2 separate regions of the Homo sapiens genome follow, and region 1 is linked to region 2. The links are chromatin loops, found by intact Hi-C in ENCODE. Cell type or tissue: heart left ventricle. All regions are shown on one strand. Each heading gives the region's core, and the rest is flanking DNA. Links, peaks and the distances in the headings are about the cores only. Region 1 overlaps LINC02437 (long intergenic non-protein coding RNA 2437). Region 2 overlaps CFAP97 (cilia and flagella associated protein 97).

Region 1 (5,380 bases), core at 266-5,265, 180 kb before region 2:
TAGAATGTAGCACAGGACACGGAAGTGTCGCAATGCCTCAGCCCTGACAGCAATGATCCAACAGCCGTGGCTCGCACTGAGACACAATGCTGGGATGCAATGGAGCCATTCACTTGTGTAGCCCCTAAACCATGATTTAGAAAGCACCGTGTGTGCAAGGAAGGGCATCTATCAGTCCTTCCTTCATCCTTTCAACCAACATTGTTCGGTCCTCGCTCTCTGCCAGCCACCACACTAGGTTCTGAGGGGGACATAATAGGCAGGAAAGAAATGGTCTGTGCCTCCGATGGGGACAGACCCATGTCCTCGACACCTGTCTAGTCCATTCCCTTTTCAGCATCAAAGCAGCCCCCATTATTTCCACCTCCATCATTTCCCTCATGGGTTTTGGCAAGAGCCTCCTAATTCTTTCACCTGTCACCAGTAGCAAGCTCTTCCAATCCATTCTGGCATCAGATACAGATTACTTATCACGTAATCCCTCAAATAAATGTTAACTGTGACTATGTATGACAACAGAGGTACCTGATGCTATGGGACCATATCTTAGGGGGCTTCGATCAAATAGAGTGGCCAGAAAGGCTTCTCCGAAGAAGTGACAGAAAACTGAGAAGTCAGTGCAGACACAAGTGGAGACGGGTTGGGGAGACTCCTCAGGCCTCACAAGCCTCACCCGTCAGCTATTCCACGCTGCCAGGCCCTTCTTTGCACAGCTCCCTCCACTTGACGTACCTACAGCAAAAGCAAGTGGTGCTTAGAGCAGGTGCCCCTCCTCAGCCAAGACTCCCTTCAGCACCGTCCCTCTCGAGGTCACTTCTGACCACACCTGCTCCCCAGTCATCGCTCCCCCGTGTCTCCGCCGGGTCTATCACCAAACCTCTCACCCAGTGCAAGACCCCGAGGTGGCAGATTCACTCCCACTGGACGGCATGCTCCTCACAGGTGGGTCTGCTTACCCCTCTATCCAGTAGCGAATGCAACGCCAGACAGAGGTTTGTCTTCAGGGATGGACTTACACGATTGTGGAGGCTTGGCAAGCCCCAAATCTGCAGGGTAGGTGGGCAGGCCGGAGACCTAGGGCACGGCTGCTGTTGCAGCTTGAGTCCTAAGGAAGTGAGTGTGGAGGCAGAATACCCCTCCTCAGGGAACCTCAGTCTTTTTCTCTTCAAGCCCTCAACTGATTGGACAAGGCCCACCACATTCAGAGGATAACCTACTTAAAGTCTACTGATGTAAATGTTAATCTCATCTTAAAATACCTTCGCAGCAACACCTGTGCTGGTGTTCTACCAAACATCTGCGTACCATGGTGCAGCCAGGTTCACACAAAAAATTAAGCATCACCCCAAGTAAAAACAGCCTTTGGTGATGATGTGTGAAGTCTTGAGACCTGCTTATGATGTGTTTATCTTCTCCATTCTCTTCCTTTTCCTCCCTCCTTTGTCTGCTCTCTTTCATGCCTCTCCCTTTTCTTCCCATTTTCCCCCTTTCTTTCCTCCTGTGTGTGTCTCCCTCCCTGTGGTTTCTTCCAGGTGTGCCGGGGGTCCCGTCAGCTGCAGGACACGGGAGGGATGGAGTGAAGCAGAAAGGCCCCGCCGTGACCACACTCATCCCAGAAGAGCCTCTCTGTTGGCATGAAAGGAAATCACAAGGAAAGGGACTTTTCAAGGTCAGACTGCACCAGTGGAAAGTCAGCACCAGCCCCCAGGGCTCGAGGCAGCCTGTGCCCTTTCCACTAACTGTGCCAACTCTCACCAGGGGAAGGCTGACCAGGAACAAAGGCCCTTAGAGGAGAGCAGAACTCCTGCAGCCTGCACTTCCGAGAGATCCTGCTCCACGGAGCCCGGCTCTACTCCTGCAGGCAGAACCTGCCAGCCCGCAGATGCTGGGGGCTGAAGGATCCCGGCGACACCAAGCGTCAGGTCAGGCGTCAGAATCCAGCGCGTTTGCTCCTCGAGAACAGCGCGCCACCTGCTCCCAAGTGTGTGAGGGGCTGCAGTGCCGAGCTCCACTTCACAAGACTCACTCCTGCCCCGCCACCTCCTGAGCAGACGCAGTCAAGCCCGACCTACCTTTCAACAAACATGTATTAGCACTCCCTCCATGCCAGGCACTGTGCCAGGTGCGAGGGTACCATGACCAAGCCAAGGCCCCAGGCTCAGAGCACTCACACGCCAGTGGAGGGGGCAGCCCTGTGCGACCCAGCAGGGCACACCCCACCTCCAGCCTAGGCTCCACCCAGGCCTGATCTGGGTAGCCCGGCGGACGTACTGACTCCCTGTTCACCGATACCGTCATCCAACCTTCCTATTTATTTATACATTAAAACACTGCAGCCAGAGCGGCGAGGTGTCCCGCCAAGAAACGGCCAAATCCAGTTTCCTCCCCAGCCAGCCTCTCCTTAGAAGCGGCAGAACCGCTTCAACCACTAGAGGGCACCAGCCAACCCTCGATGGATCCAAATGTGCCCACGTCGTGAGGGAGCCTCAGCACCGGGTCGCGGCTCCCAGCTCCACCGTCATAGAACACGAATAGCTTTTGTCTTTTCTCAAAATGAGCCCTGCAGTTGAGGCAAGCTTTACATTGGCTGCACAGACTTTACTCTTTTTAAACATTTTTTGGGAGTCCATAGCAGATGTATATATTTATGGGGTATGAGATGTTTTGATATAAGCATACAACTCATAATAATCACGTCAGGGTAAATGGGGTATCCACCCCCTCAAGCATCTACTCTTTCTTCGTGTGACAAACAATCTAATTATACTCTTTCAGTTATTTTTAAGTGTACAATAAATTATCGTTGACTATAGTCACCCTGTCATGCTGTCAAATACTGCATCTTATTCATTCTAACTATACTTTCGTACCTATCAACCCTCCCCACCTCCCAACCCCCCATCCTACTGCCCTTCCCAGCCTCTGGTAACCGTCTATCTACTCTCTATGTCCACGAGATCTTTTTTTTTTTTTTTTTTGAGACAGAGTCTCCCTCTGTCACCCAGGCTGGAGTGCAGTGGCCCGATCTTGGCTCACTACAACCTCCGCCTCCCAGGTTCAAGCAGTTCTCCTGCCTCAGCCTCCTGAGTAGCTGGGATTACAGGCACCCGCCACCACGCATGGCTAATGTTTGTATTTTTAGTAGAGACGGGGTTTCACCATGTTGGGCAGGCTGGTCTCAACCTGCTAAGTTCAGGTGATCCGCCTGCCTCGGTCTCCCAAAGTGCTGGGATTACAGGCATGAGCCACCGCACCCATCCAATTGTTTTGATTTTTAGATCCCACAGAACATGCAAAGTTTGTCTTTCTGGGCCTGGCTTATTTCACTTAACGTAATGACATCCAGTTCCATCCATGTTGTTGCAAATGACAGGATCTCATTCTTTTTTTATGGCTGAATATTGCTCTATTGTGTATAAGAACCACATTTTCTTTCCTTTTTTCTTTTTTTGGACAGTCTCCCTCTGTTGCCTAGGCTGGAGTACAGTGGTGTGAACTCAGCTCACTGCAACCTCCACCTCCCAGGTTCAAGGGATTCTTGTGCCTCAGCCTCCCAAGTAGCTGGGATTACAGGCATGCACCACCAAGCCCAGCTAATTTTTGTATTTTTAGTAGAGACGGGGTTTCACCATGTTGACCAGGCTGGTCTCAAACTCCTGACCTCAGGTGATCCGCCCATCTCGGCCTCCCAAAGTGCTGGGATTACAGGTGTGAGCCACCACGCTCAGCCCAAGAACCACATTTTCTTTATCCATTCATGAACAGACTTTACACTTGAGCCTGTAAGTTAAGGGGTGAGGAAGTCAAGCTATCCTAATGCAGAGAAAAGAGACCAAAGATTGCCTTATTAATACGTTACCAGAAAAATGATATAAAAGATTTTTTAAAACCTTTGCTCATTATCCTAACTGCCAATGTCTAATGTCAATACACAACCACACATAACCTCACATTATTGACAAGCTGCTGTATAGCAATGGTATCAAATAAATGCAGGACCGTGGACCAGTGCATCCCAGTGTGCATCAGAATCACCTGAGGGGTTTTTCTTTCTTTTTTTTTTTTTTAAGAAACAGATTCACATCTACAGAGATTCTTTTTAAGTCTTAGGTCTGTGATGGGCTCTAGAAATGTGTGTTGTCAAAAGGCTTCTGGTGTGTAAAAGGGTATCAGAAATGGGGAGAACAGACTGAATTTGAATATTTGATGACTTTTTGGTGATTTGTACCTTTGGGCATGATAAGAAGGACAATAAATCTCCAAGGTCCCCAGGCATACTGAGACCATGCTCCCCTGCTTTACTACCCAGCAGCTACACTCGGTCTTTGGAAGGTGAGTGCAAGTCTCTTGGCTGAGAAGTCCTTCCTATGACTTCTAATCTCAGTGGGATTGAAGCGACAGCAAGGCCCAGCACACTGCTGGAAGGGACACTGGTTTTGGAGTCAGATCAGCCTCATCCGGTACCCTGCTCCACCACCTAACAGTTATGTGCCCTTGAGTCAAATGTCCTTGAGTTCCCCAAGCCTCAGTTTTCTTATGTAAAATAAACGAATTGCCCATCCCACCATTGGGAGGACTAAGTGAATGAGGAGCAGCTTAGTGCCCAGAGGAGTAAGAGCTGCGATCTGCACCTGACCATTGTCATGATTAACCTATGAGAAAGAAGAGCAGGATGGCACCACCACTGCCCCCTGCAGGGCACCAGTACCCTTGGCTGTCTCGGATCTATTACAACATATTCCACATTCAGCTCCAGCTGGCGGATGACCAGACGGAGTCTTGCTCTGTTGCCCAGGCTGGAGTGCAGTGGCCTGATCTTGGCTCACTGCAACCTCTGCCTGCCGGGTTCAAACAATTCTCCTGCCTCAGCCTCCCAAGTAGCTGGGACTACAGGTGCATGCCACCACGCCCGGCTAATTTTGTATTTTTAGTAGAGATGGGATTTCACCATGTTGGCCAGGCTGGTCTCAAACTCTTGACCTCAAGTGATCTGCCTGCCTCGGCCTCCCAAAGTTCTGGGATTAAGGTGTGAGCCACTGTTCCCGGCCAAAAGCATAGACTTTAATGATGACCTCCATGTTCAATCCAATGGGTCTTTAGAATCCTATAAACCTTTTCTGTACCTCTCCTTTCAGATGCTACTGACCATCTCCTCCTTCTTGAAGCCACCTGCACCTTTGCTCCTAGGCACCGTAGCAGCCTTCTGAGCTCTCCTTCTCTTTCCTTCCCTTTCCTTCCCATCCATCTTCCTGGTGGATGTCCTTCACCTACTCTCCTTGTCCATCAGGGTTCCCCAGGATTCTATCTTGGGCACCCTGACCTTCTCCTTTGAGCTCTTGCTTTTTGTTTTTGTTTTTATTGTTGTAGCTCTTATTGCTGT
Region 2 (5,380 bases), core at 140-5,139:
TTTTCCTGTAATCTTTAACTGAAGTTTTGTTACTGTTTTTTCTCATTCTTTTCTATTTTGGGAGATTGACTAAGTTAAAAACTTTTTTCTCTAAGATTTTCTCCAAAAGTTTGTAGCATTATGAATAGTCTAATCACCTATTCTAGTTCCATTCTCCTAAACCTCAGGACCCCTTAACACCCCCCCTAAAGACTGAGGACCCCAAAGAATGTGTATGTGGGTTACATCTACCAATAGTTACCATGCTAGAAATTGTTTTAAAGATATTAATTCCTCTAAAAATAATAAACCAATTATATGTGAACATAACATTTTTATTTTAAAAAGTCAGCGAGTGGCAGAGTTTGTTTTGCAAGTCGTTTAATGCCTGGCTTAAAACCTTGTCTCTGCAGACTTTTGTCTGCAGACAAAATACTCTAAAAATACAAAAATTAGCCAGGCATGGTGGCACACACCTGTAATCCCAGCTACTGGGGAGGCTGAGGCACGAGAATTGCTTGAACCAGGAAGGCGGAGGTTGCACTACTGCACTCCAGCATGGGCAACAGAGCGAGACTCCGTCTCAAAAAAAATAAAAATAAAAAAAAATTAATTAAATAAAAAGCAAATCAAGGCATAATCATACTTTTTTTTTTTTTTTTTTTTTTGAGACGGAGTTTTGCTCTTGTTGCCCAGGCTGGAATGCAATGGCGCGATCTTGGCTCACTGCAATCTCCGCTTCCCAGGTTCAAGCCATTCTCCTGCCTCAGCCTCCCGAGTAGCTGGGATTACAGGCATGTGCCACCACGCACGGCTAATTTTGTATTTTTAGTAGAGACAGGGTTTCTCCATGTTGGTCAGGCTGGTCTCGAACACCCGACCTCAGGTGATCCGCCCGCCTCGGCCTCCCAAAGTGCTGGGATTATAGGCATGAGCCACCACACCCAGCCGGCATAGTCTTAGTGAAAACAGTTTTGTCCTCAAAGATCCTAAAATCATCAAGCTTGCTCTTTTAAGAGTTTGAAGTATTACATTCTTCAGCTATGAGTCTGGTGCCTCTCTGTTGGTTTTTGCTTTTCTTAAATGTTTGGCAATACTTGGTAGTGTGTTGAGGGCATTGAGATTTCCTGCAGTTTGCCAGGAAGAAAGGATAAAATGTGCTGCCAGGCAGGACGTGCTGGTAGCTAATCTCAGTATGGGCATCTCCTTTCTTATGGAGCATAACAGGGTCTGTATCTTCCCTTGAACAAGGCACTTCACTTCAATCCCTCACACGTTGGTATCACTTTAGCAAAAAATTTAACCAGTTTCTTTGCTCATCAATGCTTCTTCAATCCCATTTCTTGTATTTATTTTTCTTCTCAAAATACATCCTGTAGTGATTATTTCATAGTTTATATAGTAGATTTTGAGGCCATGTATTTCTAAAATATTTTAAATTTTTGCTGTTTCAGATTCTTTTTAAAGTGACCTAATTTTACCTATACAAAATATGAAACATACCTTTAAATCTAGTGTGGTCAACGTCTTCAATGCTCTCCAAATCGGTGAGATTCATACCATAACTTGATGTCTAAACTTCTGTTTACTACTCCATTTTTTTAATGCCCTCTCTGCCTATTCAGGGATTTACAGGTCAAGATGAAGGATCTAATTCCAACCATTTTTTGACATTTACATAGCAAAGGCAGCTTTGCATGGAGGTGGAAAATTCCCCAAGTCAGCCACCCTTGAGCTAAAAGAGGTTGAATATTCAGAAATTCGACTAATCTTTCAAGATCCACTTCAAAGTCCTGTATCTAATACTGCCACTATGCAATGGTCTTCCCTTCTTCCACTATTTCTCACAGAACCCGAAGAACTCTGAAGTTAGAATGGACCCTAGCAACCTATATCAACAATCTCCTCCTACAAATAGAGTGCCTGAAGCTCAGAACAGTTGCTGTCTTGTTTGTGATCATGTCGGTAACACCCAGAAGCCTAAGTTTTATTCCACTTTCAAAACTGTCTTTACCTTGGTTCAACACTGTCTCGTCATTCCATGCCCTATACTGGTAGATTCAATTTTACATTCTTTTATCAATCTTTGTTTCATAGGCTTAATATTTTATAGTTCAAATTTCTATTTCATAAACAACAAACGGGCTGGGCGTGGTGGCTCATGCCTGTAATCCCAGCACTTTGGGAGGCTGACACGGGCGGATCATCTGAGGTCAGGAGTTCACGACCAGCCTGGCCAACATGGTGAAACCCCGTCTCTACTAAAAATACAAAAATTAGCTGGGCGTGGTGGTGCCCGCCTGTAATCCCAGCTACTCGGGAGGCTGAGGCAGGAGAGTCACTTGAACCCGGGAGGTGGAGGCTGCAGTAAGCTGAGATTGCGCCACTGCATTCTAGCCTGGGTGACAGAGCAAGACTCCGTCTCAAAAAAAAAAAAAGGTTCTTTTAAACCAATAAAATGTTGATGTGGTTGGCTATACAGGTATCCCTCATTATCTGAACTCTCACCTAATATGGCTGTTAACTTGCAAAATTTTTTACTTAGTATTCACTACCTTAAGCAGTAAACTGGTTTACCGAACCTCTGTACTGAAGTCCGTGAAAATGTTTAAACTGAAAGGATGCAGAGAGTATGCTGCATTCCTGCCTCAGCTGTGCTCTGATGGGCTCACATGTTGTCTTCACCATCATCCTCCCCATACTAAGTGGATTTATGTTCCAGGAAGTAGAAAAGGCAGTGAAGAAATTAGGTAAGCCAAAGCAGCCTAGAAAAGCTTATTTAGTGTAAGTTAGAAGTGATAAAGTGTATTGAGAGATGAATGCAGAAAAGGCACAAGCCTGGCTCTGCATTCATATCCACCTACCATGACCACAGTTGCAGTTATATGGTGGAAAATAAAGAAAACATAGGAAAATAATTTTGGATCTGAAATGCTTCACTGTGTAAATCGAGCATGAATGATAATTTTGAAAAATGATTGCAATACCTTATATAATAGACTGACAGTCCTAATTAGTGTTTAAAATGCTTTATTATTATGAAGAATCCTTGGTGGATTGTTATATTATGGACTCCAATAACAGATGTACCAACTGGCAAAATGCCATGTTTGTTCCTGCGCCTTAAAAAGCCCTGAGCGCCACCTACTGGCAAATCTCTTCTATCAGGGGTTCTTTACTATGCAGTACTATGAATAAAGCTTCCCTTCTACATTTTAGCTCAGCATCTGTGTTAAATGCTTTTTAACAGTATTTCAATTTAATTATAATTGGGGAACTGTTCAGGAGTTTGGGGTAGGATTATTTTTCTTATTTAAAAGTTAAAAATATTTAGGTTCTCTATATCTAATTAAGTTTCAGAAATGGGTTAGACAGGAAGAGTGAAGAATGCTTTATTTTCAATGGAACCAAATAGTTTACTCAGTGTCTTGATATTCAGACCATGGTCCCTAGATCTGCAGCACGGGTATCACCAGTAGGGGCTGATTAGAAATGCCGATTTAGCTCTTACCTTAGTTTTACTGAACCCAAATCTGCATTTTAACAGTATCCCTGGGTTAACCGTATGCATACTGAAGTTTGAGAAGCTCTCTTGGACAAAGTTGGCTGCCCAATTACTGTATATCTATTTTCCTCCTACTTCACAGATCCCTGACTTCCAGGGTGAGCCTGCTTGGCCCAGGATAATCCCATTTCCCCTACCAACGACTGGTTCGGGAATGGGAGCGTAACCAGTTCTGGGCAAGGAGACCTATGTGGATGTTGACTGGGCCAAATTTCTTTAAGAAGTTTCCTCCATTCCAAGAGTCAGAGAAGAGACACTGTCTCTTCCTCTGGACACTGTTGTGTCTGAAGGTGAACACTGAAAACGGCTGCAGACATCTCCTAGCAGCCTAAGAACGAAGCCAACACCAGGGCTGGAGGAACACAGTGCTAGAAAGTAGGTCCCTGATGAAGTTTTGAGCCACTCAATCAACCCTGAAGTCTAGCGTGTCTTTGGGTGACCTGTTATATGAGAAATATTGTTTCATTCGGAATTCCCTTCTTGTATTCAAAATCCTGGATAATCACTGATGACTCTGAACAAAAAGCCCAGAAATCAGACTATTTTCTATTAGATGGTTTTTAAAAACTTGACAATTCTAAGAGTTGAGTGTTTTCTTCCTGTAAGAAGCTTTTTATTGGCTGAAACAATACCTTCCTTTTGTATGCTCGTTTTTTAATCCTCTTTCCTAGGATACAGTGGGGTTTATAATTTGTGGGAACAAATAGTACTTACAAGATTTTAAAAAACGGAAGTGTCCCCTTAAAAATAAAAATTATGATTTAGTCAAACAAGCCCATATTTAAAAAATAAAGCCCACTAGACATATTGAACATTTTAATTTATCTTCTAGAACATTTCTCTTTTCAACCCATTTTTAACCTAATTTTATAAGAACAATACTTTTTAATGCCAAACAATAGGCTGCAACTTTTTAACACGTTTCCCATTTGCCCCAAGAAATGAGTGCTGGCAGTGAGCTGTACTTTTTTTTTTCTGAACAGGAAATGGGTTCAACACATACAAATCACAGTAAGAATTATGAACGAAGAGCAATGCAGCAATAGAAATTTGATGCACAAGAAAAAAGGCAAATATATCAAGATATATGTTATTACACAATATTAGTGAGCAATCTGCATTATCTCATGATATTTTATGATTTAATTTCAACCACCATCCAATTTTTGCATTACAAATATAATTTTAAAGAACAATTCTGTCACTTCAAGGAAAACAGTTGACAGTATTTATTACCAATAATAAAATTTGAGCTTTTTAGCAAAAAATAGTATTTTAGGTAAACTTGTATCTGCCACCATGAGTTTGACAGCTTCTCAAGAGCTTTCTGATGAGGCTGGTAGTGATATTAACAACTATGATTTCTATATAATGTATTCTGAAATTTGCCAACCTTTTTTTTTTTTTTTTTTTTTGAGACAGGGTCTTACTCTGTCTCCTAGGTTGGAATGGAGTGGCGTGATCTCAGTTCACTGCAACCTCCAACTCCCTGGCTCAAGAGATCCTCCTATCTCAACCTCCCCCCGCAGCTGGGACTACAGTAGCACACACCACCATGCCTAGCTAATTTTTGTATTTTTTGTAGAGACAGGGTTTCACCATGTTGCCCAGGCTGGTCTCAAACTCCTGGGCTCAAGTGATCTGCCTACGTCTGCCTCCCAAAGTGCTGGGATGACAGGCGTAGCCACTGTACCTGGCCTGCCAACATTTGTAAGCTCAGTGAAACAATATTTTCCAAATACCCAATATGTCACATTCCAAAACCAGGCATAGGTAAAATATACATTAAAAATCAATCAAGAAAGATCAATATGTTTTAACATAACAGACTTGAAA

Evidence for each region. Hi-C counts contacts between places; a loop is a spot of excess contacts. Peaks named below come from ENCODE experiments on the same cell type or tissue, not always from the same donor. Only the 100,000 strongest peaks of a DNase experiment are listed, where the experiment ranks them.
Region 1: a loop joins it to region 2, with 22 times the contacts of the local background. A loop is called at or near these places in 23 of 110 quality-filtered maps.

The regions. Positions count from the first base shown.
Region 1 is chr4:185,002,968-185,008,347 of GRCh38, forward strand. It overlaps LINC02437 (long intergenic non-protein coding RNA 2437), which reads left to right. Exons shown (of 2, transcript XR_001741949.1): 2 at 1,533-2,812. Among named protein-coding and RNA genes, the nearest start is that of HELT, 13 kb to the right of the region's middle. RefSeq lists an enhancer at 2,142-2,201. In heart left ventricle, for the core only: a CTCF peak has its summit at 4,716 (motif pointing left); a DNase peak (open chromatin) is centred at 2,444; H3K4me3 peaks cover 824 bases; H3K27ac peaks cover 219 bases.
Region 2 is chr4:185,180,696-185,186,075 of GRCh38, forward strand. The region is part of intron 2 of CFAP97 (cilia and flagella associated protein 97); the gene reads right to left. Among named protein-coding and RNA genes, the nearest start is that of CFAP97, 21 kb to the right of the region's middle. In heart left ventricle, for the core only: a CTCF peak has its summit at 3,129 (motif pointing left); a DNase peak (open chromatin) is centred at 3,116.